2 separate regions of the Homo sapiens genome follow, and region 2 is linked to region 1. A link is a loop called in an ENCODE intact Hi-C map of the cell type or tissue named here. Cell type or tissue: sigmoid colon. All regions are shown on one strand. Region 1 overlaps CCDC91 (coiled-coil domain containing 91). Region 2 has its middle 390 kb from the start of CCDC91.

Region 1 (2,500 bases):
TTGCGGCACTATTCACAATAGGAAAGACTTGGAACCAACCCAAATGCCCATCAATGATAGACTGGATTAAGAAAATGTGGCACATCATATACACCATGGAATACTATGCAGCCATAAAAAAGGAAGAGTTCATGTCCTTTGTTGGGACATGGATGAAGCTGGTATCCATCATTCTCAGCAAACTATCGCAAGGACAGAAAACCAAACACCACATGTTCTCACTCATAGGTGGGATTTGAACAATGAGAACACTTGGACACAGGAAGGGGAACATCACACACCGGGGCCTGTTGTGGGGTGGGGGGAGGGGGGAGGGATAGCATTAGGAGATATACCTAATGTAAATGATGAGTTAATGGGTGCAGCACACCAACATGGCACATGTATACATATGTAACAAACCTGCACGTTGTGCACGTGTACCCTAGAACTTGAAGTATAATAATAAAAAAAAGAAAAAAAAAAGAAAAGAGAAAGATACAAAGAGCATCCAAATTGGTAAAGAGGAAGTTACACTGTCACTGTTTGCTGATGACCTGTTTACCTAGAAAACCCTAAAGACTCCTCCAGACAGCTTCTAGAACTGACAAAAGTCAACAGTTTCCAGATCCAAAATTAACATACACAAACCAGTAGCTCTTCTGTACACCAAGTGACCAAGCTGAGAATCAAATCACGTACTCAACCCCTTTTATAATAGCTGCAAACAAAACAAAACAAAACAAAACAAACAAACAACTTAGCAATATACCTAACTAAGGAGGTGAAAGACCTCTGCAAGGAAAACTAGAAAACACTGTTGAAAGAAATCATAGACTACACAAACAAATGGAAATACATTCCATGCGCATGGATGGACAGAATCAATATTGTGAAAATGATCATACTGCCAAAAGCAATCTACAAATTCAATGCAATTCCTATCAAAATACCACCAACATTCTTCACAGAATTAGAAAAAAAACTATCCCCAAATTCATATGGAACCAAAAAAGAGCCTGTATAGCCAAAGCAAGACTAAGCAAAAACAAAATAGAGAGCCCAGAAATAAATCCAAATACTTATAGCCAACTGATCTTCGACAAAGCAAACAAAAATATGAAGTGGGGAAAAGACGCCCTATTCAACAAATGGTGCTGGGATAATTGGCAAGCTACACATAGGAGAATGAAACTGGATCCTTATCTCTCACCTTATACAAATATCAACTCAAGATGGATCAAGGACTTAAACCTAAGACCTGAAACTATAAAAATTCTAGAAGATAACATTGGAAAAAGCCTTCTAGACATTAGCTTAAGCAAGGATTTCATGACCAAGAACCCAAAAACAAATGCAATAAAAACAAAGATAAATAACTGGGACTTAATTAAACTAAAGAGCTTTTGCACAGCAAAAGAAACAGTCAGCAAAATAAACAGACAACCCACAGAGTGGGAGAAAATCTTCACAATCTATACATCTGACAAAGGACTAATATCCAGAATGTACCACCAACTCAAAAAAATTAGTAAGAAAAAAACAAAGAATCCCATCAAAAAGTGGGCTAAGGACTTTACACAATTATCAAAAGAATGAATACACAATTATCAAAAGAACATAAACAAATGGCCAACAAACATATGAAAAAATGCTCAACATCACTAATGATCAGGGAAATGCAAATCAAAATCACAATGCAATACCACTTTACTACTGCAACAATGGCCATAAGAAATTTAAAAAAAAATAGATGTCTGCATGGATGTGGTGAACAGAGAACACTTCTACACTGCTAGTGAGAATGTAAACTAGTACAACCACTATGGAAAACAGTGTGGAGATTCCTTAAAGAACTAAAAGTACAACTACCATTTGATCCAGCAATCCCACTACTGGGTATCTACCCAGAGAAAAATAAGTCATCATATGAAAAGATACTTGCACACACATGTTTATAGCAGCACAATTCACAATTGCAAAAAGGTGGAAGCCATCAGGAACCCATCAATCAATGAGTAGATAAAGAAACCGTGGTCTACATACACGATAGAATACTACTCAGCCATAAAAATGAATAAATTAATGGCATTCACAGCAATCTGAATCGGACCAGAGACTATTATTCTAAGTGAAGTAACTCAGGAATGGAAAACCAAATATCATATGTTGTCACTCATAAGTGGGAGCTAAGCTGTGAGGATGTGAGGGCATAAAAATGACACAGTGGACTTTCGGGACTCAGGGGGAAAGGGTGGGAAGGAGGTGAGGAATAAAAGACTACAAATTGGGTGCAGTGTATACTGCTTGGGTGATGGGTGCACCAAAATCTCACAAATCACCACTAAAGGAGTTAAGCATGAAACCAAATATCACCCAAATCTCACAAATCACCACTGAAGAACTTACTCATGTAACCAAATACCACCTGCTCCCCAATAATCTATGGAAATGAATAAAATAAAAACAAATAAAACTCTATTGTGTGAATATGTGCCATGGAATATTGAACAAAAACACA
Region 2 (2,500 bases), 60 kb before region 1:
GAACTCATTTCAAAGTACAAACTCCCATTTCATTTCATTTTCTAAGGCTCTGAATAACTTATAGACAATTTAATTGGCTGTATTTGGGATAGAGAATTCCTAAAATGCTGAGTATAATATTTGGATTTAAAGAAAAAGACACCATAATAGAGGCCATTGTTCAAGTAAGTAGAGACAGGTTCATGTATTTTAAACTTTGGATAAAATATAAAGAAGATCATTGAGCTCTAATTTGAAAGAATTCCACTGAAAGACTCAGAAAACAATCCACTGTGAGAATATGAGACAGAATTAAAATATTTGTTGGACAATTGTTTGCAAAGAAGCATTTATTTTATATCACTTTTTAACAAGACTGAATTGTCAAACTGTTTAAAATTCCACTGGAAAAATTTGGATTATCACAAAAGTGTTTACTCTTTTATCCTTCCTTGTATATTGGATTACTCGTGGAGGACAACGGAAAGAATCTGAGATATGCTGGTGTTAGCAGCAAATCAGACTGCATTTCAGAAACCTTATAGGCTATGTAAACACGTCACCTTTGGACATGTATTATCATAGCTGCAATATTACTGGTGCAATGTCAGGCACAAATAAATGAAAAATTCCAGCACTATCAGCAGACATGATCCTTTAGAAGATGATGGTACAAGAAAAACATTCTTCCAAAATAATGACCATGCTTGCTTAAGAAGAAAAGAATCATCTTTATTTTGTTTTGTTAAATACCACCATTAACTGCAGAAGCTATGATTCATTGCTCGTGCAGTAATATATGCCCTTTTAAAGTCATTCTGGAACTATGGCATTAACACCTATGAAGATTTTGCAATCATGTATGCCCTAGATCACTCGCTGAATGTACATTCATGTAAAAATATGTTTAGAACAAGACTGAACATTTTTTGATATTAAAGTCACTTTTGATTATTCATTCTGATACTAAATGGACATTTCCACCATTTTTCTTATAATATCTGAGTTCTAGAGGCACAGATAATTTACAATGAAGCAACAGTTCCTGGCTGCCTGAGGATCACTCAGAGGGATTACAACAACAGGTTTCTGGACTCCAGCCCCAGAGTTTCTGATTTGGTGCTACTAGGGTGGAGCAGAGAGTACACGTCTAACAAGTTCCAGGTGATGGAGATGCTGATTTCCTGGGGAACACACAAGAAACACTGCAATAATGAAACAGGCAGGGAGAATGCCAAAAGGCCATTTTTTGGGAAAAGAAAAAAATCTCTATGTGTCATCAGGCTAGGCTTGTGAAGAATGAAGAGACGGCTAAGCTTTTCCCCAGAAGCCCGGCTTCTGTATGGCCTGCCCATCTATACACAGAACCTTCTGCCTCCTGTTTTCTGTTCTCCCTTTCCTACATCCAGTTCTCAAGAGAGCTCACAGATCTTGCTATCTTAATTTACCCTAAGGTGGAAGTTAATCACAGCAATTATTCCTCGTAGAGACTTTTAAGACGGATCAAAACTTTATTCCCAAGAAACGAAATTCAAACAAGGAAAGTGCATTTATTTTAAATGGGAAACTTTTTGTTATATTTCCACTCTATCGACTCATTACACCAGAGTGATCTAAACAGCACATCTCTTCATGCTACTTCTTGCTCAAATTCTTCAATGACCTTCTATATCCTACAGGTACATTTTAAATTTTTAGCGAGACTCCCAGGCCTTTCAATATATGCCACTGCCTACATGTTCAACCTCATCTACCACTTCTCCCTCTTTCCACTTTAAATACAATACTGAGCTATTTCAAGTTATCTGAAAATGTTCTGTTCTCAGGCTCAGCTGCATAATTTCTGGGGACAAATGGAATATGAAAAGCCAAGGCTCATTGTTCAAAATGTACTAAAGAATTTTAAGACAGCAAGGGCAGAGCATTTGCCCAAGAGCAGAGGCTTCTCAGCATGGGTCCCTGAGTGATGGCAGGCTACAGGCCCATGAAGCGACCTATTCTAGAGATAATAACTCATAAATCCCCTGGCACTTGTTTTCAGGTGTCACAAAGAAACTGCTCAAATATTTTAATTTCCTTTTGCTCTGAATTACTATCTTTAGATCTGTTGAATTTTAAGTATAGGAATGCACTTGAATTTTACCACAGTGCATTTGTTCTTTTTCCAGGAAAACACTTGCATGACTAGAGCATGCAACACACTCCCTTGACCCTGGTGCCACTTACTCTCCTCAAGCCACTGTCATACTCTTTCCCTCTTTGGTACCTTTGCAACATACTATTCCCTCCTTCTGAAATGCAATTCACCTGTCTGTCATCTGATAAACTCCCACTCACCATCAGCTGCTCGGCTCAGTCTCCACCTTTGCTGTGAGGCCTTTCCCAATACCTGGGGGGCAGATTTAGGCTCAGGGTGCACATCTGCACTTTGTGATTAATTTATTGGATCTTAATCTTGTTCATACGAACAAGAGACTCTAGGCTATTCAAAGGCATCAATAGATCTTTGTATCTTCCATGT

The links. Peaks named below come from ENCODE experiments on the same cell type or tissue, not always from the same donor. Only the 100,000 strongest peaks of a DNase experiment are listed, where the experiment ranks them.
Region 2: a loop joins it to region 1, with 10 times the contacts of the local background. A loop is called at or near these places in 1 of 110 quality-filtered maps.

The regions. Positions count from the first base shown.
Region 1 is chr12:28,517,526-28,520,025 of GRCh38, reverse strand. All of the region lies in intron 12 of CCDC91 (coiled-coil domain containing 91), which reads right to left. Among named protein-coding and RNA genes, the nearest start is that of CCDC91, 330 kb to the right of the region's middle. In sigmoid colon, no CTCF peak of the experiment used is centred here; no DNase peak of the experiment used is centred here.
Region 2 is chr12:28,577,230-28,579,729 of GRCh38, reverse strand. No RefSeq gene overlaps it. Among named protein-coding and RNA genes, the nearest start is that of CCDC91, 390 kb to the right of the region's middle. In sigmoid colon, no CTCF peak of the experiment used is centred here; a DNase peak (open chromatin) is centred at 1,099.